Regions from separate parts of the Homo sapiens genome. Here regions 1, 2 and 4 are each linked to region 3. A link is a contact called in ENCODE Hi-C or POLR2A ChIA-PET data. All regions are on one chromosome and are shown on one strand. Each heading gives the region's core, a stretch centred on a gene start or an enhancer-like site at or near the end of the contact. The rest is flanking DNA. Distances are from core to core; before and after follow the strand shown.

Region 1 (6,146 bases), core at 992-3,491, 610 kb after region 3:
CAGAACAGAGCCCTCAGAAATAACGCCGCATGTCTACAACTATCTGATCTTTGACAAACCTGACAAAAACAAGTAATGGGGAACGGATTCCCTATTTAATAAATGGTGCTGGGAAAACTGGCTAGCCATATGTAGAAAGCTGAAACTGGATCCCTTCCTTACACCTTATACAAAAATCAATTCAAGATGGATTAAAGACTTAAACGTTAGACCTAAAACCATAAAAACCCTAGAAGAAAACCTAGGCATTACCATTCAGGACATAGGCATGGGCAAGGACTTCATGTCTAAAACACCAAAAGCAATGGCAACAAAAGACAAAATTGACAAATGGGATCTAATTAAACTAAAGAGCTTCTGCACAGCAAAAGAAACTACCATCAGAGTGAACAGGCAACCTACAGAATGGGAGAAAATTTTCGCAACCAACTCATCCGACAGAGGGCTAATATCCAGAATCTACAATGAACTCAAACAAATTTACAAGAAAAAAACAAACAACCCCATCAAAAAGTGGGCGAAGGACATGAACAGATACTTCTCAAAAGAAGACATTTATGCAGCCAAAAACCACATGAAAAAATGCTCATCATCACTGGCCATCAGAGAAATGCAAATCAAAACCACAGTGAGATACCATCTCACACCAGTTAGAATGGCAATCATTAAAAAGTCAGGAAACAACAGGTGCTGGAGAGGATGTGGAGAAATAGGAACACTTTTACACTGTTGGTGGGACTGTAAACTAGTTCAACCATTGTGGAAGTCAGTGTGGCGATTCCTCAGGGATCTAGAACTGGAAATACCATTTGACCCAGCCATCCCATTACTGGGTATATACCCAAAGGACTATAAATCATGCTGCTATAAAGACACATGCACACGTATGTTTATTGTGGCATTATTCACAATAGCAAAGACTTGGAACCAACCCAAATGTCCAACAATGATAGACTGGATTAAGAAAATGTGGCACATATACACCATGGAATACTATGCAGCCATAAAAAATGATGAGTTACTGTCCTTTGTAGGGACATGGATGAAATTGGAAATCATCATTCTCAGTAAACTATCGCAAGTACAAAAAACCAAACACCGCATATTCTCACTCATAGGTGGGAATTGAACAGTGAGATCACATGGACACAGGAAGGGGAATATCACACTCTGGGGACTGTTGTGGGGTGGTGGGAGGGGGGAGGGATAGCATTGGGGGATATACCTAATGCTAGATGACGAGTTAGTGGGTGCAGCGCACCAGCATGGCACATGTATACATATGTAACTAACCTGCACAATGTGCACATGTACCCTAGAACTTAAAGTATAATAAAAAAATAAAAATAAATAAATAAATAAATAAATAAAATTAGATGCTACTTCAAGCCATTACCTGGGGAAAGTAATTAGACTCCTCCGAAAATAACAGCAGTTCTGCTGCCACTCCTGGAGCCTTTCTTCTGGAATTATCTGGCCGTCCTCCCGCTGCCCTTCTCCCCACAGCTGTTCAGGGTGCAGAACTGCCCACTGGGGAAAAGGTGCCCTGACTCCAAGCGCATCCAAACTAATTAGGAGCCTATCCTCCCCCAGCCCACGTCCGTGGAGGCGCCATACCCCCAAGGCCTGGTGCAGTCAAGGGGAGAGTGTCAGCTGCTCCCCTCGGGGACAGTGGCAGCTCCTCCTCCTCCTCCTCCTCTTCCTCCTCCCTGTGTGGAATTTCGTGGGCTGGCTTGCTGGGGAGGCCATGAAACATGAAATTCACAGCACTGGCCTCTCCTGTTCCTAGGTCTCAGACTGAGGGAAAAGCATAAAGAAACGCTGGCTGTGGACGCACCTTGGAAGGAGGCAAAGGAGAAAAGAAAGCAAGCACCCGACACAGCCCAGCGAGGCCCCAAGGAGGCCCCACGCCCCACTGCCTGTCTGCACTCTGCTGAAACCCACATCCACGCCCCCAGGCCAGCTGGCATCTTCCACGCTTCCCTGCTCTCTTGGGGCCTCCTCCCTCACGCCCTCAGTGTCACCTCGCCCTTTGCCCAAGACCAACAGACACCTGCCCACACGCATGCAGGCCCAGAGTGGCCCGACCAGGCTTCCTCGCCCCTTGTTCTGTCCAGACACAAAGCTGACATGGGAGTCCGGTCGGCAGACTCATCCCCACACCCTGTACAAAGCTGGACACCCGCGGAGACCTCCGGAAGCCAAGATCTAAGCGCTTCGATCCCACATTCACAAGCCCCCTCAGCGGGGATTCCCAGACGCACGCTTCTCCTGAGAGAGTCCAGCCCCTCCTGGCGGCCGTGGTCCCTGGATGCGGGTGCTCGAGGCCTGTGTGGGTAATCACGCTTCCCGTCTCCACGCCACCCTTCCCCCACAGAGTCGCCTGCCCTTCCACACAGACAAGGGGCCACAAGGCCGCACCTTCCCCTCTCCACACAGCCTGCGAAGGCATCGCAGATGCCATTCTGATTAGCAAATGCTGCCTCTGCTCCACCACGCACCTGTTCTGTGGCTCAGCTCTGCCACTGGCCCTCCAGAAGGTTTTCTCAGCTAACCCCACTGGCCTCCACCTCCCCTCCCAGGGTTCTCTCACATAAGAGTTACTAGATGCAGGGCAGTGCTTCCCAGACCTTACTGTGCGGGGGAAATGTGTGTCCGGGATCTGGTTAAAATGCAGACTGGGATTCCGCATCGCTGACAAGCCCCCAGGTGATACCAACGCTACTGGTCTGCAGGCCACACTTTTGAGTAGTGAGAAGGTGGAGGTAAGAGTGAGGACTCTGAGTCAGGGAAAGTGTGTTCTGGCCCCAGCTCCACCAGAACTAAGCATTACATCTCATGAGACTGCCGTGAGGGCTGCATGAGGTAATGCAGTGTCTGGCTGTCGCGGGAACGCAGCGTGCACTCGCAAATGCAAATTCTCTTCCTCTTGCTCCAGTCTTCTCCCTGTGGCGGTGGTGAGTGTAATGCCTCAGAAGACTCTGCCAGGGCATTAAACAAAGTCATACGCGAACCCCCCGGTGCACGGCAGGTGGGTGATGTGGGTTCTCCTTCCTTGCCTTCCACCATCTGGGACTGGGGCCAGCACAGAACCTGTGCCCCATATGGTCAGGGAAGGCAGGGGGACAGCTCCTAGAGCTGAGCCTTGCAGATGGGCACTCTTACAGCCGGGCCTCCACATCCAGTTTGAGTGCTCATGTGTGGTGTTGGGGAAAGGGGTCGTTCAGGTCACACTGGTGGGCAATTCTTCAGGGGACTTTGTCACCTGTGTGCTTATGCGTGAGCAACAGCGCCTGATGACTCTTGGGAAGAGCCACAACAAAGCGAGGGCCTGCAGGCGGCAGTGGCCAGGGAACCCTAGGTAAGGCCCTAACACGTGCGGTCCCCTGATCTGCGGGTGGGGCAGCCTTCACTGGAGGGGGAGTGAGTCTCAGTGAATCAGAGTGGGTACATGTGGAGCTGCAGGTCAGCAGCTCAACAGGGATGAGTAAGGTGCTTTCAGAGGCCACGTTAACCACATCTGGCTGGGAAGGAACCAGTTAGCAAACCTCTCTTTCCCTGCCCTGTTTCCAGCCCACAGGAACTCAAGCAGCTTCAGAGAAGGTCTTACTTGTTTCCGGGGAGAGGCCAGAGGCTCCGGGAACCCAATTCAATATGTAATATATAGCAGTGTCCACGCTATGGTCTAAGCAAAGGCAAGAGGAGAAATAAGGTTGATGGATGGCTCCATCCTTAGCACGCGTTTATGGACACCCACCCAGCCTTCTCCCAGCCGCCACGGCTCTCCACACACAGACAAAAGCAAAGCCCTTTGACCTTAAGCAGAAAAGTACACTGTCTCAACATACTTTTATAGAGTACCTGCTAAGCCTGGGGCCACCTAGGGGAGATTGGAGGGTCCCTCTAGCATGGCTGCAGCCCATGCACAGCAGGAGGATCTGTGTGGCCAGACGGGGAGGCTGGTGACAGTGGCGCAGACACAGCACTCAGAGGCCTCCAGGTGCGGAGAAACAACATGTGACGCAGACACCATGCTCTGTTCCCAGTGCGTCCCCAACACACACACGTATATATACACGACCATGCCCATGTGCACTTACATAATACACATGCACATACGCACACGTGTACGTAACAGACGCACATGCTGACAAACACACACGATACACACACACACACGCATACATTTCCTCGGCCTTCGGGAAAATGGAGTTCAACCTCCCATCTGAAGTTGAACTCGTTTCTTCAGAAGTGAGTCTGAGTCTTCATTTCTCAGGCACAGATGTGCAAGGAAACCATTCCTTCTCCTCCTCAGGCCTTCTCAGTGCCCTGGTAATATTTACACAGTTATTTAACAAGCAAGGCTGAGCTTTCCTTTCAACTGGCAATTAAAATCAGAACATAGAGACAAGCTTTGTAAAGCTTGGTTTCCATAGAGGATAATTTTCTTCCATGGGTTTAAAAAAATGAGAATCTTGACTGAAACTGTAGGTACTCACGTCAACAGTAATGCCCACTCAGTCTTCCAAATTGAGATAGAATGTGACTACCTTTTGCTGGAGGTTAGAAATAGTTCAAATTTGTATAATTTGTTTCCCAATTTAATAAGAAAAACAACAGGGGTGAAAATGGTCAGGCTGCGCTGAGCGCTGGGCAAAGGCAGGCTGTTCTGATTCCCGCCCAGCAGACCCCTCAGACGGGCTCCCCTGGCGTCCCTCTGCTGGGACTTCCCATGTCCCTGTTGTCTTGAAGAAAGGAACAAGACATATAGGCCGGTTCATTTTTAATCTGCTGCTGGTGTGGCCCAGTCCCCTCAACCAGACTGCTGGCAACTTTAAGTTGGAGACAGTTCTTGGAAGCAGGCTCAGTGCTGAGTTGGTTTTGACATAAGAATACATACACAGACAGACAGACAGAGAGATATACTGTAGCTGACATTTACTAAATGCCAGTCACCTTTTAAACAATTTATATCAATGATTTCATCCTCACTAAACTTTGTGACGCGGGTTACAGCAATGGCAAATGCGTATCAACACGTATCTAGCACCACGTGTGGGTTACAACAGCAGCAAATGCGTATCAACACGTAGCTAGCACCACGTGCCACCACATGCAAGCACTGTTGTGTTTATATCTGTGACCTCATTCAGCTTTCATAAACTTATGAGGTTGTTATTATCATGATCCCCACTTTATAGACAAGGAAACTGAGGCTTACAAGGGTTAAGGAATTGAGTCAAAGCCCCCCAGCTAGTAAGTGGTGAGGTCTGGATTTAAACCCAGGCAGCCTGGCCTGGAGCCCCCACTGATAAGACTGTCCTCGGCTGCCTCTCAGTGCATGGCGAGCACCCTGTGAACAGTCGCCAAGATAAAACCCAGCCCTGAGCACCTCCGCTGGGACCACACAACTGCTTCTGATTCTCCGGGGGAGTGTGAGTGGAGAAAAGACCCTCACACAAATGCCCCCACCCCCCCACCACGCACACACAAAGAAGTCAGGCTGGGCAGGAAAGACGCTTCAAACCAAATGTCTGGACAAAGAAAAGATGAGACTGGTGGAGGGGAACCGAGAAAGGCTCATGGAAGGTACTGTGGTGGTGAATAAGGAAGGACCCACAGAGTCCCACAGTCCCAGCAGTGGGGCGGGTCGGGAGGGGAACAGTGTGCTTCTGGGCCTAGGGGCAGCAGAGAGTGGCGGAGGAGACAAATGTGCATGATTCCACACACAGGAAATACCAAGAACAGGCACGCTCACAGGCAGGTTAGAGCTGGGGAGAGGCAGGAAATGGGAAGTTATTATTGAATGGGTACAGGGTTTCTGTTTGGGGTGATGCACATATACGAGAAACGGTGGTGATGGTTGTACAACATTGTGAATAGAATTAATGCCAGTGACTGTACACTTCAAAACGGTTAAAATGGAGCCAGGTGCAGTGGCTCACGCCTGTAATCCCAGCACTTTGGGAGGCTGAGGCGGGTGGATCACGAGGTCAGAAGATCGAGACCATCCTGGCTAACATGTTGAAACCCTGTCTCTACTAAAAATACAAAAAATTAGCCGGGCGTGGTGGTGCGCGCCTGTAGTCCCAGCTACTTGGGAGGCTGAGGCAGGAGAATGGCGTGAACCCGGGAGGCGGAGCTTG
Region 2 (6,323 bases), core at 1,159-3,658, 770 kb after region 3:
CAGGCTGAATGATGGCTTCAGATAGCAGCAATACTGGACGGGGTTACATGGATCTTAAAAATGCTCATCTCAAAGCAGCACTCGTTTGCCTCTGGCTTTTGTGAATGACCCACAAGGACCAACCTAGGCTTCCCTCTGTCGGCATAAATGTGCACTGGCCAGACGGCCCTGGGATCTGAGGACTCCCTCAAGCTACATGAAAGCACAGACCATCTCACTGAGCACAGCTGCAGGAAGGAGACAGCCAAGTCATCCTCGCACGAGGCCCCTGCTGCCCCGCGGGCAGGTCCCCCACCTCCACCCCACCTGCTGGCTCCCCAAGGCTCAAGCCTAGCAGACCATGGTTAGGAAAAGCAGAGACCACTTGCTAACTGCAAAAATCAAGTGGATGACCAATATGGGTAGAGCCAAGCGGTCACCCAAATCACTCATGTGACCCCATGTGTTTCTGACAGGGAAGGCGGGGCCCAGCCAGGTGGAAAGGGGCTATCCACAGGTTAGGCAGCAGGTCCCTATAGGAGCCAGCCCAGAAGCCAGGCCCCCGGCCCTTCTCATACAGCCCTGCACCTGCCCATGAAGGGAGTGAGGCCAGGACAGACGCCTGTGAAGCTGCGCTGAGCACCGGGTCCAGACTTCAGTGAGGGGCTGCTCCGCCTGCAGCTGGAGGCACCCTCCTCTCTACCCTCCACAGAGACTCTGAACGCTCTCGGAAGGTTGGCCCCAGTGTCTGCACAGCCAGGAAGTCTGAGGTGGCACAAAGGAGCCACGCAGGTCTGCTCTCAAAGTTTCCCTCCTATCCTATTTCCAAAGTTGCCCCCAAGCCTCTACTACCTCCTGCCTCAAAGGCAGCAAGACCCACACCAATAAAAGGGAGTCTCCGCCAAGTGCTCAAGAGAACATGGAATGGGAAGGGGAACAGCCACCTGGAGGGGAGCTCACCAGGGTCCTGCAAAGCAGAAGATGCACACACCCCAGGACCCAGCAGCCCCTTCCAGGCGTGACCCTGGAGAGCCTCAAGCACATTGTTCGCCTGGGTGTTCACAGTAGTGGGAGTGACAAAACAGGGGAACCACCCGGCCATCTCTCAGAAGGCAAATGAGTAAACGGAGGTCCACCCACAATAAAATACTACACAGCAATTAAAATGACAGGGCAAGACTTCCATGTATCAGCAAAGATAAATCTCAAAATCATAAGGCTATGAAATCTCATACTCACAATGAAATGTCAAATGGATATATGAGACTGTTTACATAACTGCTGAAAACATACAAAGCAGTAATACATATATATTTTATGCATACATATGTGGTAAAAATTAAAAACATACAAATTGCACAAAACACCAACTTCTTATTTGTGACAGTAAATACCTCTGGAGGGAGTAGGATGGAGAAGAAATAGAGTGAGCTTTAGCTACGTCTATAATATTTTATTTCCTTAAAAAAAGAATCTTAAGCAAATAGAGAAAAATGTTAGCACCTATTTAACTTACACAGTAGAAACAAAGATATCTGTTACTTTTTTTGTTTTCATTTTTCTGTTTTGGCTTATTTTAGAATTAAAATTTTTTAACATCTAAAAAATATATCGTGAGAGGCAAAAAGCGGGGCTGTGTAATATAAATTAGCAGGAAAAATTCTTTATAATGAAGAGGCAAGAGAGTGGGCACTGAGGAGCAGCCCTGATAGACCTGATCTTCACATGTGTTAATTTGTGGGAACAGGACCACATAGGACTGGGAAGTGTTTCTTGTGGAGAATCAAGGAAGGTTCCTGGGAACAATTCAAAAGAAGAAAAAAAACCACACACACACACACACACACACACACACACACACAGAGAGAGAGAGAGAGAGAGAGAGAGAGATTCACTGTGGTGTTATTTATTGTGTGAAAAAAACAGAAACTCACAGCTCAGGTTACAAAAGAAATATGACTATAACGTATGCTACAGTGATATGAACAATAAGCTGGAGACAGGGCAGGGGCGGCGAGGCGGGGAGGCGTTTATGGCATACGCCACCGCAGGTGGGTCCCCTATTCAGTAACGTGAGTAGAGAACAAAATTCCCCTGCTCTATCCAAATTAGGCCTGCAAGAAACAAGGGCTCAAGGGAACGTGGGAAAATGAAGACGGTTTGTTGAATGAGATTTACAGCTTTCCACTACCTGGAGAAGCAAGTCACAAAGGGCTCTCCGTGGAGCCCAGGCACTGCACCCCAGCTGCCCGCTTTTCTCCAAGCACTTTCTCCTGCCCTTTTCTTGGACCCTCCCTCTCCCCGGGGCCCAGGGAAGGCTGCCCTAAGCACTGACTCCTCTCCTGGGGCAGTGAGATTTCCCTCTCATATTTCCAGGCTGGAACAAATCCCCCAAAGACTCCCGTAAATCAGGTCCAGATGCTGCACATGTCACAGAAAAAGGCTGAGAAGTCAACAGCTCCAGAAATCAGGAGGCGAAGCGGCAAGATCCCGTTTCATTTCCCAAGGCCCCTGCTTAAGACACAGCCTTAAGCAAAAGACACGTTTTCATTTTGCATTTGCCTTAAAATGTCTCCCAACTCTCTGAGAGCCACATCAGTTCTAAAATCTTCAACTGCTCACATTTCTTTTTTTTTCTTTTTTTTTTTTTTTTTTGAGAAGGAGTTTTGTCTCCCAGGCTGGAGTGCAGTGTTGTGATTTTGGTTCACTGCAACCTCCGCCTCCTGGGTTCAGGCAATTCTCCTGCCTCAGCCTCTCGAGCAGCTGGGACTACAGGTGCCCACCACCACGCCTGGCCAATTTTTGTATTTTTAGTAGAGACGGGGTTTCACTATGTTGGCCAGGCTGGTCTCGAACTCCTGACCTCAGGTGATCCGCCCGCCTCGGCCTCCCAAAGTTCTAGGATTACAGGCGTGAGCCACCGCGCCCGGCCTGTTCACATTTCTGATCAAAGCGAAAGCCACTCAGTCACTCAGTGAGCCCAAAGAAGAGACCAGTAAGCAGGGCCAGCCTACCTGGCAGTTTACATCCTCTGCAAACGCTGCTCAGCAAATTCAACTATGTAGCCAATCACTCTTCCCTCAAGTGAGTTTTAAAGGGTAACACCAGAGGGAAACGGTGCTCTCGGACAAGTCACGGGGGTGCCCACTGCCCAGCTGTGCACCAGGGGGCACCCCCACTGGGGTGGGGAGATTTCCCTCTCACATTTCCAGGCTGGAACAAGTCCCCCAAAGACCCCCATAAATCAGGCCCCAGGGGGCCCTCAGCGCTTGGAGACTCTGGCCACAGACGTCAGCAGTGACTGCCCAGGCCTGGCAGGTTCTCCAGGGCCTCAGCCCCAGGGCCTGGGACCAAAGCCCCACCCTGCACTGACCACAGGTTAAATTTGCCCTGAAACTGGGGTCAGCAGCAGAAACAACACGCCCCTCACCCTCCCAACCACAGGACGCAGGCTCGAAGCCTGACGAGGTGATTTTCAAAGTACCATCTGCTCCTGGGAAGCCATTCCCTGAGCCGGAAGCTTGTTCCTTTTCCCCTGTGAGGAAACTGGGGGCCACATGGCATCACACAGAGCCCTCTGCAGGCTCAGTCACCCTCTCACTCTTGCTCAGCACGTCCACGGGGCATAATTAAGTCTGTAGGCTGCGGGATCTCTGTGCCAAAACTGCTCTTTTGTTTCCCAAGGTGAAGCATCTGGAACCTGGGCATCCAGGCAACAGGCTCGCAAGGCCCAGATTCAGGGGCAGCCACCTGCGCCAGGCTGGGACCTGACACAGGGTGAGCAGGTGAGCCACTGAGCAGGACCATGAGGTGGCATGCTAAAGCTGGGCACAGCCACCAAGGGTGGGACACAGACCTGCAGGGCCTTCACGGGGCCAGGGCAGTGCCTAAGGGTCCACCTAGCACGCGTCAAGCACAAACAGCTGCGCTGTGCACATTCAGTCACTTAACGTCGCCCTCACACCAATGTTTTGGGGCAGGTGATAGGACTGGGCCCCTGCTACAGAGAGGAGGTGGTTCAGAGAATGTAAACAACTACCCCCCACCTCCCAGAAAGATGAGGTAGAGCCAGGATCTAAAGCGGCCCATCTGTAGCCAACACCATACTCATTCAAGAGACACACGCCCATTCCCACACCCGCTGCACAGGAAAGAGAAAGAAGTCAGACTCGGACCCTGTCCCCAACTGCCCCAGGCTGGGAAATTCACCAGCACTGCGGACAGAGCAGGGGATAACAGCAGCATCAGAAAGACCCATAAGGCCATAGGTTTGCAGAGGGAATGCAGTCCCTCAGCAAGGAGCTTCAGTCGGACTAAACCAGCAGAAAAGGCGGTTTCCGAGTACCATGCTCGCACAACAGGGAGCCGCCGACCAGGCCTGGAGATCCCTGTGACAGTCACGGCAGGACTGGGGCTGCAGGAGTGCAGAGCCAGGTGGGAGACAGCAGCGGGGTTCCCTACCCCACACGGCTCGCACCCACGAGCTCAGCCCCCAGCAGGACCCAGTCGGGCTGGGGACTCAGCTCCATCCAAGTGGGCTGAGCAGGGCCAGGCAATGGGTTGGAGGGAGCCATGACTCTGGGCCTGCAGCTGAGGAGGCTGCAAAGCTTCCTTCTGGAGCAGCCGATCAGTGGACGTGGAGCAAAGCCTTTCATTGTCCACAAAACACAGACGACTGCAGGGAGTCACAAGTGGGTGAGATCCAAAAGCTGTGTCAGGCTAGAAACCAAAACAGAAGACAAACCGGCGCACAGAGCAAGCACAGCGTAGAACTGGCTTCCGAACACAAGGGAAGGCAGGCAGGGAGACCATGAGTGCAGGGAACCAGAGAGGGCACAGGAGAGCTGCTCCCAGTCTCCCTTGTCCACTGAGCAGCTGTGTGGCCCTGAGCAAGTTGCTTGGCCTCTCTGGGCCCCCGTTTTCTCATGGATAACATGAATAGACTCAACTCCAGGACCAGAGTCTGGACTCCCTCCAACCCAGACCTCTTCTGCAGCTAAATGAGGGAGGTGGGGCTCCAACATCTCAGCCTGTAAATCCCACCTCCTAGAAAGAGGCTCCCTGCTGTTCTATGGGCAGCTCCTGGAGGAGGGAGGGAAGGTCCACCCCGGGCAGCCCTGGGATTCCCCTGTTCTGTGCCACCCAGCTGACCAGGGGAAGAGGCCACCCAGCCAGCAGCAGGCACAGGGGCACCGTGGGAACCCTTCTGGTGGGGCCCCAGCTCTCACAGAGCATTCCTGGCTTTGGAGGGACAAGAACAAACCGCCAAAATCAACAGGCATCGGGCAGAGTGCTGAAGAATCAGCAAGCCGGACTCCAATCATGGCTCCGAGCAAGCTCATCTGTGCAGCCTCTTCCTAGGGGAGACTAGCTACCCCTCACAGGCCTGGCTGCTCCAAGGTTAAATGAGGGAGGAAAAGCAGGATCCAGCATGGTGCCTGCCACCCAGGGTCTCCTGCGATGGTGGCAACTGTGGCTCATTGACGGTGACGATAAACCTGAGACAGCTCTGGTCATTCCAAGTCCCTCGCCCTCATGCTCCGCGCAGGCCTGAGGTGCGGCCCTGCACAGGGCAGGGCCCGAGAAACGAACCAGTACCTCCCAGAGGACGGAAGGGAAGTCAGCACGGAAGCCTCACCTAGGGTCATTCCAGGGATTATCCCAGAAAGAGGGGAAGAGCAGCCTCCTCACACCCCGCAACTTCTCACCCGCACATTCAGGATGGGGTCTGGAAAGGGCATGAGCTCTGTAAGCCCCCAGCACTGTTTATACACGCCTGGAAGAGAACAGACTGTTACTCAGAGCCGGAGCGTCCCCACTCCTCTTATGATGAGAAACTGAGGCAAAGACATCAGAAGGCCTTGCTAACAGAAGCCAGGGTCAGAGGAAGACCCAGAACTCAGGATCAATAACATCTGGGCAGGACTCTGTCCACCACACTCCAGCTGAAGTGAGCGCCCAGGGGCAGGTGCAGGCTGAAGAGCTTGCCCAGGGCACTGCCTGCCAGCCGGGGCTCTAGGCAGACCAAGCAACCTTCCCAGGGCTCTCAGGTAAGGGAGACAAGTGAAGCCCCTTGTACCTCCCAAGGGCCAGCATCAGCATTTCTTCATGGTAATGCAAGGGGGACAGTTCCAAAACCCAAAACACCGCTGACACTTCATGGCTAGTGTCAGGCTGGATGACTTTCTGCAGGAGAACCCGTGACAAGAGGGACCGGGAAGCTTTCTTTACAAGCTTGAGGCCTCTGTAAGCGGCCAAGGACGCCATGTCCCGCAAGTCTGAGCAGCATGTGCACAGGACATCTGACGGGCATCGGTGCCCAGCCATCCCACCCCGGCCTTCCA
Region 3 (6,430 bases), core at 40-2,539:
CATTTTGCACTAATATAACCACTAAATATAGCTCTAAGACACTGATGATTAAAAGCGGCTAATTATGTGAGTGATTCATACCTCCTATGTCCAAACACCAAGATTCAGGGATGTCTGTCAGATCTATGGGAAGAGGAAACAATAAACACCTGTCACAAAGCTTCTTCCACACCGGGAAGCCCCCAGCTGAGTTCCTGCCAATCCCAACCCGATTCCCTCCCCCTTCATCCCTACCCCTCACCTCCCCAAAAAAGCCAGAGGTCATACTTCCACCAGAACCTGACTCTGTGAAGGGAATGGAGAGACAGAAAGGCCATAGCGAGAGTGGCCACGAGAGCACTGCTAGGGCAAAGGGCCCTGGGTTTTTCTAGTCCTCACTGCCACAGAGTCCGAGTGGGAGGCCTCAGGCAAGTCAGAAGTCACTTTTCCTCCACGGGACTCACTCCTTTTATCTGTGAAATGCGGAGATGGCAAGCAGCTCCATACTCCACGGCTGAGGACGAGCTAGGGTCCCGCACAGACTCATCGAGGGCCCTGCCAGCACCCCTACGCCTCTGCCCACAGGACCTCCACCTCCCACAGGACTTTCCGAAAGCTCTGACTACCAACCACCAAGCGCCCGGCCCCCACGCTCGCCCCCGGCAGGCGGCGCGTCCCCCCCAGGCCTTCGCACCCACCGCGTGGGCTCCTGCCCTGGCCTCACCTGCCCCCGACACTCCCCGTCCCCGCGATGCCCAACTCCGGCCCGAGAAGGCTGGCCGCGACCTCGCCCGGTACCCGCCGCCCCGACACCACCATTCGCCTCCTCGACCTCCCCCGGCGCCGCTGCCCACCCGCCCCTCGCCCCGCTCACCGGGGCCGCTCACTGGCCGCCGCCGCGCCGCCTCCTCCGCGGCCTCCCTCGCGGCCGGACCAGCCCCAGGGACCGCGGGGGACCCGGCCGCCGCTGTCGCCGCCGCCGCCTCGCCTCAGCCCAGCCCCATCGCCCTCGGCCGGCGCCGCGCGCTGCGGCTCAGGGTGAGGGAAGGAGGCGCCGCGGCGGGGCCGGGCCGGCCCTGGGACGTCCGCGCTCTCCTCCTCCTCCGCGCCCGCGGCGGCGGCGTGCAGCCGGCAGGGCGAGAACAAGGGAGGGCGGCGGGAGGTGGGCAGGGGAGGGGGGCGGTCTGCACTCCGAAACGGCCCCCCCGCCGCCAGCGACGTAGAGAACCCCCCTCCCCTCCGCGGCGGCGCCCGATCACGCTGCGGGGAGAGCCGGCAGGCAGGCGGGGGAGCGCGCGCGGGCTCAGGACTCCCGCGCCGGATGTGAGGTCACGTGGTGGCTTCATCCCCGCGCGGAGGGCGGAGGGGCGCGGGCGACGTCAGGAGGCGGGGAAGGGGCGGGGAGGGGCGGGGCGATTTATAGGCCCCGCCCACCCATCGCCTTTGCCACCCTCGAACGGGCAAAAGAAAGAAAGAGGCAGGTAAGGGGAGGCGAGGCCGTCCAAAAACGCTGGGTGTCAGCCCGGGGTGGCTAATGGAGGGCGGCTTTTCTGGTGGGATGAAATGGAACGGCAAATCCCACTTCATCCCCTTTGGGCTATGACAACATCATAGTCCAATCTCCCATTTTATGAACAGGGAAACTGAGGCTCAGTGACTAGACAGACGTTGCCCAGAGTCATGGTCATGGAGGAAGCTTGTGCTAGAATGGTGGAGAGGAAACCAGAGCCCAGCTCCTAATGCAAGGCTCTTTCATTCCTTTAGCCACCCTCGCCCCCGCCAAAACAAACAGACAAAAAACTGTCATTCTCATATGACCACGGACTCTGCGCCCCGGCCGCAGGCGGAGGACAGGGAGGAGCGCACACGAGAAAGCTCCCACGCGCCCGCGCCTCGCCTCCGACGGGAAGGCGCCTCTTCCGACCGTCCTGGATGCAAATTAAATACTTCCCTCCGCAGAAGACTTATCTCGGGGTAGGGCCGCAGCCGGATTTCCAAATCGCGGGTTTGATTTTCGCTGCGTCCTCTCCGCGACGCGCGCAGGGAGCGCGCCCGGCCACCTGCAGCCTCTGGCTGCGGCCATCTTTCCGCCTGGGGCCACCTGGCCTGCGCCCTTTGTGCCCGGCCCGCTCCGTGACTGTTCTTCTTGCCGCTACTTACAGAACTCAGCCGCCTTAGCGTCTTAGAGAAGAGGACGGCATGCATGCGGACCCCGTCCACCACACCTGGAGAGCAGGGAGCCCTTAGTCCCTGGACACTTACCAGGGCCGCCACCCCTGGTCCACGCACGTGATGACATCTCACCAGGGGCAGCACACCGCCCGAGTCCGCGACACTGATAACACCTCCTGCGGGCAGGAGGGCGCCACAGCCACCCCTGGTCCCCTAGATTGTGTGAGGCTAGCATTTCTGCCCGCCTCTTGGCGTGGACAGCACGCTGGACCGAGATGGAACCACAGCTTTCTCTTCCCAATCCCTGGCCTCACCGTTTTGTTTCATACCTCACCGTTTGTTTCAAACCTCGTGGTGTTGAAATGATTAAATGAGATTAAGGGGTGTGTGGTAGTGTTGGGCAAACCACAAGAAAACGGTCTGGGTGGGGTCTGGCCCTAAAATCTTCCTCCCCCACCTCCCAGGCTTCCTTGCCTTGCTGCTTCCTCTCAGCCTTTAAACAGGTTGGCCTCTCCAAGTCCTAAAAACAAAATTATCAAGCCAACCTCCTCCTGAAGTGCTCCCTCCAACTAGCTTCCAAGTGTTTCATGCGGACCTCAAACAATGGTCTTCCCTGGCTGCCTCTGCTTCCTCATTTCTCAACACTTGGCATTCTGGCTTCTCCTCCCCAACTCTAACCCTTCACCTTGCTCAGGCAAGAGCAACTCATGACTTTCATTTTGCCAAACCTTGCAGGCATTCCTCAGGCCTTATCTCTCTGGTTCTTTCTGCTACATTTGACACCTTGGGATGACTCTCACCTTCTGGAATCTCTCTACTACCTTGGTTTCAGAAGAGTGAACCCTCTGGATTATCACATGAAGGTAAGTAAAGCCTCTGCCTCCTTGGTAACATCTACTTGTGAATCTGCACCTTAAATTCAGGATTCCACTCTAAGCCAACAACTTTGCTCACTTCACTCATTCTTCTGGGATTGCCTGCATCCTCATGGATGCAGCTCCCAAATTAGCAATTTCCAACCCAGACCCCTTCCACAAAATTTAGAACCAAATATCCAATTGCCTGCCAGGCAGCTCTAGCTAGATATCACAGACACCCCAAACTGGACATTTCCAAAACTGAACTCATTCTCTGCTTTCATAGCTGCCCCTCCCTCAGCTGTTGGCACCACCATCTCCACAGTCATCAGAATTAGAAAGTTGGGAATGAGTGAGTCATTCTTAATTCAGCCCTCTGCCTTACCCAATCACCAAGTCCTATCTATTTCACCTCCTTAATAAGCCTCAAATTCCTATGGTGGGCTGGGCGCAGTGGCTCATGCCTGTAATCCCAGCACTTTGGGAGGCCGAGGCTGGTGGATCACACGAGGTCAGGAGTTCAAGACCAGCCTGACAACATGGTGAAACCTCATCTCTACTAAAAATACAAAATTAGCTGGACGTGGTGGCACATGCCTGTAATCCCAGCTACTTGGGAGGCTGAGGCAGGAGAATCGCTTGAACCTGGGAGATGGAGGTTGCAGTGGGCTGAGATTGCGCCATTGCACTCCACTCTGGCCAAGAAGAGCAAAACTCCATCTAAAAAAAAAAATTCCTACGGTGGTTCCCACTGGCATCCATCCTTTCCAGCCTGAATTGTTAGACAAATTCAGCCTTCAGAGTGAACTACAATGCACTCCATTTAAAATCCTAAGAGTTTCCCTAGGCTTCTGGCTGCAGTGTATACCTCCAAGCTACCCAGCATGAACCTGTCAACGCGTTCGGGCTTTTAAAAGATCACAAAGAGCCCCAGAATTCGAGGTGCAGCCAAAGTAAGGCAACATACAGCCAGTCAAGGGAAAGCTATAGGAAAAAGAGAAAAGCAGTTGGATATTCCAAAAACTTTTCTGTTACAGATGTTTTGAGAATGGTGAAAAAAGGAATTTGGACACTGGCTTTAGAGGAAGTGCTGAGTCACCAGGAAAGGCTTGAGCATGTTTATGGGTTGAGGGAAAAGAAGGTGCAAGAAAAAAGGAGAAACCCAAGATAGGCGAGAGAAAGGGAGTGGAACAGTCTGGAGAAGTCCTGGAAGACTTACTGGTTCTCAAGTCATGATGATTCTGGGTCCAAGCCCACTGCTTCCCCCCTCTGATCCTACTCACTGTAAGCACCAACCCTGATTGCAGCTGCATGGAGGTAACAGTCATACCAGTAAGGTCTGACGTCACTTCTCAGAAAGGCTATTTTGCATCTTCTTCATCCTCAAAACCCCCATCTTTGCATGCCCTTCCCTCTCACTGTCCCCTTACTTCCTATTTCACTAAGAAAACATACACCATCAAGAGGAAAAATCCTCATCTTCCCACCCGCAAATCTGCGCATCATCCTACATCGGCCCCAGGATCTATTTTCCCACTCCAGAGAGGCAAAGCCTCCTCCTAACAGAGCTAGCTCTCCACAAAATGACCACTGTTAGGCCAACTCCAGGGGCTAGGCCTCCCCAAAATATTACTGTTGCCAAATCCGGAGGACACTTTGCAGGCCTTATCTTTCTAGTTCTCTCAGCAGCATGCATCTCCTATCCTTGAGACACTTTGCTGTTAGTTTTGATAACATACTCTATTTTGGAATTCCTCCTCCCTGTTTCTCTTTGTCTACTCCATCTCAGCCTCCGCAGGTGCTTCCTCTGTCCTTCTCTAAATGTTGCTGTTCCCCAAGGCTCAACCCAGGATCCATTCCTGTGTCTACACAAGGTTTGTTGTGTTTTTGTTTGTTTGTTTGTTTTTAATTTGACATCTCTTGACCTTACAAGAGTTGTGGATGGGCTTCAGAAGGATCTATAAGCTCCTTAAACTTGGATGCAAATACTTTTAAAGGAAGAAGTGGAGCTTTTAGCAGCTTCTCAAAGGTGTCTGGGTCCCCCAAAAAAGATAAGAGGACTGATCCACATGCTCTCCCCTGGTGGCCTCATCTACTATGGCTATAGCTGTCATCTGCATGTACATTAATAACTGTAAACTGAGGCTGGGCATGGTGGCTCACGCCTTTAATCCCAGCAATTTGGGAGGCCGAGGCGGGCGGATCACCTGAGGTTGGGAGTTTGAGATCAGCCTGGCCAACATGGTGAAACCCCATCCACTAAACATACATAAATTAGCCAGACGTGGTGGCGTGCGCCTGTAATCCCAGCTACTTGGGAGGCTGAGGCAGGAGAATCACTTGAACCCAGGAGGCAGAGGCTGCAGTGAGCTGAGATGGCACCATTGTACTCCAGCCTGGATGACAGAGCAAGACTCTATCTCAAAAAGAATGTCAACCATATGCCTGCAGCCCAGGCCACTCCTCAGAGTCCCTTGGCCATTCCTCCCTATCATTTTCACATGGGGTTTCACTGGTGCCAGATAAGTTCACTTATCCCAAACTTAACTCTTGCCTTTCTTCCCCAAATCAGCTCCTCTCTCCTGGGCCTCCTGACCTTAGCAAAGACGCTGTCACCCAAACAACTGCTGAAGCCCAAAACCTGGGAGTCATTCTTTACACCTCCCTCTCCTTCACCACCCCATCCAATCCAACACCAAGTCCATTTCAAATCCTTCCCCATTGCTCCATTTCACTGCCACTAGAATAATGCATGCCCCCTCATCTCTCACCTCGCACGCCCCCTCCATCTCTCACCTGGCATGTCCCCTCCACTCTCACCTGGCATGCCCCCTCATCTCTCACCTGGCATGCCTCCTCATCTCTCACCTGGCATGTCCCCTCCATCTCTCACCTGGCATGCCCCCTCCATCTCTGACCTGGCATGTCCCCTCCATCTCTCACCTGGCATGCCCCCTCATCTCTCACCTGGCATGCCTCCTCATCTCTCACCTGGCATGTCCCCTCCATCTCTCACCTGGCATGCCCCCTCCATCTCTGACCTGGCATGTCCCCTCCATCTCTCACCTGGCATGCCCCCTCATCTCTCACCTGGCATGCCCCCTCATCTCTCACCTGGCATGTCCCCTCATCTCTCACCTGGCATGCCTCCTCCATCTCTCACCTGGCATGCCCCCTCATCTCTCACCTGGCACTAGTGCATTCGCTCCCAGTGGGTTCCTCTGCTTTTGCCCTTGCCCACCTCCAGTGCATTATCACACAGCAGCCAGAGTATTAGTTTATGTGACTTCAAGCAGAGCTGCTGATAAAAGCTTTCACTTGCTTCCCACCTCACTTGGAATACTAGATGAACTTCTTGGGTCCACAAAGTCCAGTGCAGGATGTAACCTGCCCACCACTTCCCCCTCCACTGGCACTCCTCT
Region 4 (5,878 bases), core at 3,234-5,733, 630 kb after region 3:
CTCACATGAGACGTGCCCGGTGAGAATGTGGCTTCTGGCTGTCACTGCTGGTTAGACGGTCCCAGTCACCTTGAACCCAGGTCGTGCTGCCGCTTCCTGAGTACCAGAAAAGCAGGGCAGTGGTGGTGATTTCTGTCCAAACTCCATAATCCTCAGACCTCAACTTAGACTGTTCATCCTTCAGCCTCCTAGAGAGTCCAGGAATGGCTGTGGGCTGGCAACAGCTGCTTCTGAACTAGCCAGGAGTCCTTCAAAAGGCCCAGCCGGAAACCTGCCCCTTGAGCCCCTCCAACAATGTTGTAAGCACCTAATTCCAACAAGAAACTCCTTCTGCTTACACCACCTGGAGTGGTTTCTGCTTCCTACGCGATCCCTGGTTGATAAACCCTGCCTGGCAAACCGAGCACGCGTGAAGGCCTCAGGAGCCACAGTGGAAGTGGTTTGGAAAGCACAGCTATTTACAGGACGACTCCCTTCATCTGGTGCGGAGCAGTAACCCCCTCGTCTGGCTCCGGCAGCACACCGTGTGCGCTCTCACCTTTGAGCTGAGGTGTTCACGTCCGAGGTGGAGGAAGGAGGGCGGCAGGTGCAGGCCAGGACCGGACCTCGGTTATCTAGAGAGTAACTAACAGTGCTTTGTCAGAGGGCGAGAGGGTCTGATGGGGGCAGCTCTGTATGAAAACTGGAGGCGCTGAGGCTGTCCTCAGGCTCAGGAGACAAAGACCGAGGACAGGTGACAGGGACAGTGATAAGGAGCTGGGCCGCTCAGGAGATGGCAGGAAACTCAAGTCAGGCAGCTGAAGCATGCACTATTTGCCACAAACGGAGTCGGGCTATCTAAAACAGGTTGTTTACGTGGACTTGATGGGCCTATAAGACTCAGCGACAGGGAGAAGCAGCTGGATTGGGGTGTGTTGAGCTTTCCTGTCACCCAAGGCAGAGGGGCGCTGTGTTCTGGTAGGTGACATGCACTATGAGATCTCAAGAGCAAGAGAAAGAAGGCATGCCACCACGAGCGGTGGAATCTGCACCATGCTGGATCTACTGACACATCTAAAACATTCTCAACTGCAGCAACATTTCTGGGCAAGTAAGTTCTAAGCGTGTCTGTTTCCCCTCACAAATTCTAACCAGAATGCTTTAAGCCAATGCTTCTCCAATTTTAATGTTTCTGTGAATTATCTGGGGATCTCGTTAAAATGTAGATTCTGAGTCAGTAGGTCTGGGGTGGGGTCTGAGATTCTGTTTCTGGTCCATGAACTACACTTTGAGTAGTGAGACTTGAAGCTTCAGAAACATCAGTCAAGATCCAAACTATTTACAGGTGCACTGCCAAGTGCACATCAGCAAGAAGGGAGGGAACTTGGCCCAGGAAACACAAGAGAGAGACAGTAGAACCAATCCACAGGACAACTTATCAGCTCTCACCGGCTTGCAACTCTATTTCCTGCTCTCTCCCTCACCCTTACCCTGGGACGCTTGGGAGAATAAGATTTAATTTCCCATTTCTGGGGACTCTAAAAACTGTGCAGAAGGGAAAGGGAAGGTAAGTCATTGAGGGCTGACCATCTCCAGGACCAGGTAAAGGCTGAGACGGAAACACACTTGCTTGCCTGCCTGACCCAGAAAGCCTTGTTCTCCTTTCTGGAACCTCGGGAGCAAAACAGGCAAAGGTCCCACAGGTGATTGGGGGAAGAGCAATCCAGATGGCAGATAATCCTATACAATAATGCTCAGGCACACCAGGGGTCAGAGAAATGAAACAAAGTAACAATGAAGTGTTACTGCCCACCCATCAGCCCAGCCAGCACAAACAAGGAAATCACAACTGATGCTACGGGGATGTGGAAACAGGTGCCTTCATGTACTATTAATGGAAGTGAGAATTGCTGTAGTTTATTGGGAAAACAATCTGGAAACATCCTATATATATATAGTGTATACACACACACACACACACACACACACACATCCCCTTCAGCTCAGCACTCCTACTCTTGGGAATCTATGCCTGGGAAATAAAAGCACTAGCTCGGAAGGACACATACACACACGCGTCCATATGTACAAATGAGAATGTTTGTGGAAGCATTATTTATAAGTGAAAAAACTAGAGATAAAATGAATGCCATCAAAGTAAGAATGTTGAATCAGATGTGGGCCATCCATCCTATGGACTACATTAGCAGAATGAAATAAGAGAGGCATACCAGTGAACTTGAGGGATTTTTCTATGAAGTACTGATGAGCAAGAAAAGCAACATGCAGTAAATTTGATTCATATGATCTCATTTTTATAAAACAATTTTTAAAAACTTGTACATGTATCTATGTGTTGATGTGTGTCATAAGTGTCTATGACTTTTATAAGCACAGATAAACATATGGGAGGATTCCAAGTTATTAAATGAGTTATTTGGTGTGGAGTAGGGGTCGGGGTAGCGTGGAAACAAAGGGAAAAACTCCATGCACCCCCCTCTCTCACGCACACATGCATGCACACATCCAGGGAAACAATAAGAATGAGGGGTCCCTGGCCCTCTTTCCCTCTGTGGTGCCTGCCCGGAGCTCAGCTCTTGTGGGTAGCTGTCACTACAGGACACTGTGGAGGGGACTAATTACATGCCAATAAGTGTAAAGGTCAGTGGCCATCTCAGTGCCACTCAGCACTGGAGTTCCCATTCCTGGGCCCCTGGGCCACAGCCTCCCCGTCGGAATAACACTTGGAAATTTCCAGGAAGAAGAAATTCACTCTGCTCAGGGCAGCATGTTCTACTTTTTGAAAATGACTTTTTAGTGAGTTCTTTCTCACATGATGCTGAATTTCACCCCTTAACGCTTCTGCTCTCTGCTCCACGTCCTGCCCCCTAGAGCCACAAGGAACAAGTACATTTCCTGTCCCATATGAAGACAGAGATAATGCCCCCCTGGGCTTTCTCTTATCTTAACTAAACATCCCCAGTCCTGCCACCGGTGCTGAGCACTCATCTAAGGCATTTCCTGATGGCAGGTCAGGTTCTTACTCCTCCAGTGAGACACAGGGATTTTGATAAGATGCAGGCGAAGACCCCAAATCTCCAAGCCTTCCCAAGGAACAAGTCAGCACTACCCCTATCAGAAAAACTCTGAAGGAGATACAGAGCAGGGTGGGGAGGAAGGCAGTTCCAAAGGTCCTTCTAATTTCCTTAGGAGCCCCATGGCCCGTGGCCACCACTAGCGTGACTACACAATGACTGCCTCCCAGCTTCCACACCGGGCTCCCAGTGCATGTCACCGAGCTTGCCTGGCCATGACTCATGCAGGAAAGGCTGCACAGGTGACGCCAGGTGTGGACATGGCAGAAGGAACGGAAGATGAGGTTAGGCTTGGCTTCCTTGCAATCACCTTCTGAAGGGCTGTGGGCTGCAGCAGGGGCACTGGGCATTCCAAGCTGGGGGAGAATGCAGCCTTCACAGACTTGCCACAGGCACCTATGCCCCAGGGGCATACACAAGGGACTGCAAAGGGAGAAATGAACCATGGTGAGTTAAATCTCATTAATGCAAAACCTACCAACCCAGAATTAGAGAGACCTGGGCCTGGAGTTGACAGCGCCAATCCCAGAAACAGCTTTCACGGGTAAAGATACGAGTACACAATGTTTCAGAATTCCCGAAGGAGGTGACGTAGTAAACTTTCGAAACGTAGTTCCCTGAAGGAGGAATCTTCAGTGGGGTTCTAAGAGCACTGCGTTCCTCTGGGGCTCTGTCATTAGCTGTACATCAGCAGGCAGGTCACCTCTCTGCTTTGAGCCTCAGTTTTGTCTTTGAAAAAATGGAAATAAGCCCAGGCGCGGTGGCTCATGCCTGTAATCCCGGCACTCTGGGAAGCCAGGGCGGGTGGATCACGAGGTCAGGAGTTTAAGACCAGCCTGGCCAGCATGGTGAAACCCTGTCTCTACTAAAAATACAAAAAAAAAAAAATTAGCTGGGTGTGGTGGCACGCGCCTGTAATCCCAGCTACTCGGGAGGCTAGGGCAGGAGAATCACTTGAACCTGGGAGGTGGAGGTTGCAGTGAGCCGAGATTGCGCCATTGCACTCCAGCCTGGGAGACACAGCGAGACTCCATCTCAAACAAAAAAAAAAAAAAAAAAGGAAATAACATATATAGTGAAGCTGATATAAAAATCCAATAAGGGAAATCACATAAAATGACTATGTGACCTTAGATTGCTGTATAAATATGACTTTATTGGTCCTGCTGAGGACAGGCGATGAAGGGTATCCAGTAAGGGACCTGGGTAGCTGCTATGAAATGAGTGACTGGGTGATAACATGAGCCACTTTTCCCAACAAGAAGACAGAAAGAATGGATCAGAAACCAGGAGAGGATTCCAAGTGAATCAAGTGTAAACACACTCCTAGCCCGGGCCCCGCACAGAGTATATGGCCTGACAATGAAGCGATGGCTGGAGCTACATTCCACGACAATGAGCTGGATGCCCCCAGATGAGAGGAGGCCTCCGAGGGCTGTTTCGTCCTCACTCCGCAGAACAATGCTGAGTCTCCCGAATGCCTCTTTTGTTCCATACGGCACAAACATCACAAACATCTTTTAACCACCCTGTGTTTTCCTAGCTGTTTGTTCTTTTCTCAAAGGTCCTAAGATCACAGAATCATCTCCAAGAACAATAGCTGGGGAGCCTGTTCTGCAGTTGAAACAACAAGGTCAAGGGGTTTGTGGCTGAAGCAGGGAAGGCAGGGGGAGGTCAGGGGCTGGGCGGGGCGGGGGGAGCAGCCTGTCCCTGCATTCCCTTGGGATGGGAAGTTCCCACTGGGCCCGCAGGATTCCTGCTCGTGACTGGGGTACCGGCTGCCTGTCTCTAGGATCAGATTCCACTCAAAACTCACATGCTGTCTCTTTTCTCTCTGAAAACAAAAAGCTTAGATTTCTCCTCTGTCTTCAGCCTAAGGCCTCTATCCAGGTTCCACGGACAAGATGATCTACTCAAAGGAGGGCAGAGCCTGGGCGTCCAGCAAAGGCCTCACCCCCACCCACTCTGACACAGTAGCTGCCCCATCCTCCTGGGGGTGCCCCTCCCAACCCCACCACTGCCCTCTGCTGCTCAGATGCCCCCCCCGCCCCAGCCCCCATGGCCACAGAGAAGGAAAGCCTGGTAAAGAGCTTCAGGCTGGGCATGGAATCCTGGCTCCACCACATCCTGGCTCTGAGGCTGGCCTTGAACCATGTGTAAACCATCTGTGCCTCAGTTTTCTCATCTGGAAAATGGGAGTAATATTCATATTGACCTTACAGCATTGCCGTGAGGATTCAGTGACACTCCATATAAAGCAAGCATTGAGCACAGTGCCTGGCACAGGGTGCACCCCAATAACATTAACTAACATTATTATTCCTGTTCAGCTGTAGCAACAGAAACACCCCTGTATTCCCATGACTATCGTTAGCATTGCTATTATCCCTGCAGTGTTCTCCTCGGATGGCTCCATGAAAAGTGCTTAGTAACTCTGAGAGTGAAACCCATTTCATTCAGGATTCAGAGTCAGGATTTCCCTTCTCCGTGGCTCCGTCACTGAGCACCGACTCTGCGGGGTCCCGGAGGGGAAGACAAGGCAAGCTCACGGCACCTGAGAAGCTGGAAGAGCACGGAGAGGGTGTGCGGCCTGGCTGGCACAGCTCCTGCATGTCAGGCCAGCCCCCGCCCTGTTCCCAGACAGTCAGGGTTCCTAGGGCTTACTCCCCCAAACCCTCACCTGCAAATCAGGCTCGTGGTGTTCCCCTACCTCCCTGGGGCTCACAGGCAGGAGAGTGTGAGGGTGTGTGACGTGTGTTGGAGCTAAGATTATATAGCTGGGTGGCCTGTGGGCCACACCTAGC

The links. A loop is a pair of places that touch in the nucleus more often than their neighbours do. ChIA-PET counts read pairs that join two places held with the same protein, here RNA polymerase II (POLR2A). Pooled maps may share reads with other maps.
Region 1: a pooled map shows a loop between it and region 3 (3-fold over the local background). The contact joins the promoter of XXYLT1-AS1 here to the promoter of ATP13A3 in region 3. A Hi-C loop is called at or near these places in 3 of 168 maps with a recorded cell type or tissue (CD14-positive monocyte, dorsolateral prefrontal cortex and naive thymus-derived CD4-positive, alpha-beta T cell), 3 of 37 single-sample maps with no recorded cell type and 12 of 50 pooled maps. POLR2A ChIA-PET finds 5 or more read pairs at or near these places in 1 of 52 experiments (activated T-cell).
Region 2: a loop to region 3 is called in a map of ovary, with 4 times the contacts of the local background. The contact joins the enhancer-like site here to the promoter of ATP13A3 in region 3. A Hi-C loop is called at or near these places in 9 of 168 maps with a recorded cell type or tissue (B cell, CD4-positive, alpha-beta T cell, CD4-positive, alpha-beta memory T cell and 5 more), 15 of 37 single-sample maps with no recorded cell type and 23 of 50 pooled maps. POLR2A ChIA-PET finds 5 or more read pairs at or near these places in 1 of 52 experiments (activated T-cell).
Region 4: a loop to region 3 is called in a map with no recorded cell type, with 3 times the contacts of the local background. The contact joins the enhancer-like site here to the promoter of ATP13A3 in region 3. A Hi-C loop is called at or near these places in 3 of 37 single-sample maps with no recorded cell type and 4 of 50 pooled maps. POLR2A ChIA-PET finds 5 or more read pairs at or near these places in 1 of 52 experiments (PC-9).

What each region holds. Positions count from the first base shown.
Region 1 is chr3:195,092,347-195,098,492 of GRCh38, forward strand. XXYLT1-AS1 (XXYLT1 antisense RNA 1) reads left to right here and starts at 2,242. Exons shown (of 4, transcript NR_104188.1): 1 at 2,242-2,332; 2 at 2,939-3,031; 3 at 3,253-3,361; 4 at 3,574-3,711. The region is part of intron 3 of XXYLT1 (xyloside xylosyltransferase 1); the gene reads right to left. RefSeq lists enhancers at 1,683-1,752, 1,873-2,042, 2,113-2,162, 2,627-3,826.
Region 2 is chr3:195,250,888-195,257,210 of GRCh38, forward strand. All of the region lies in intron 1 of XXYLT1 (xyloside xylosyltransferase 1), which reads right to left. Among named protein-coding and RNA genes, the nearest start is that of XXYLT1, 17 kb to the right of the region's middle. RefSeq lists silencers at 959-1,008, 5,212-5,386 and enhancers at 1,828-1,877, 2,667-3,454. Within about 2 kb of position 2,409, at least 7 of the 41 ENCODE cell types and tissues checked have a DNase peak (open chromatin) inside an H3K27ac peak, as active enhancers do.
Region 3 is chr3:194,485,713-194,492,142 of GRCh38, forward strand. It overlaps ATP13A3 (ATPase 13A3), which reads right to left and starts at 1,290. Exons shown (of 34, transcript NM_001367549.1): 1 at 854-1,290; 2 at 82-123. It overlaps ATP13A3-DT (ATP13A3 divergent transcript), which reads left to right and starts at 1,428. Exons shown (of 2, transcript NR_033929.1): 1 at 1,428-1,460; 2 at 1,744-2,833. RefSeq lists silencers at 530-589, 680-729, 760-1,419 and enhancers at 2,090-2,309, 4,443-4,562, 6,314-6,423.
Region 4 is chr3:195,115,173-195,121,050 of GRCh38, forward strand. The region is part of intron 3 of XXYLT1 (xyloside xylosyltransferase 1); the gene reads right to left. Among named protein-coding and RNA genes, the nearest start is that of MIR3137, 16 kb to the right of the region's middle. RefSeq lists enhancers at 2,129-2,671, 2,672-3,212, 2,946-3,005. Within about 2 kb of position 4,484, at least 8 of the 41 ENCODE cell types and tissues checked have a DNase peak (open chromatin) inside an H3K27ac peak, as active enhancers do; they include PC-9, where a contact is called at or near this core.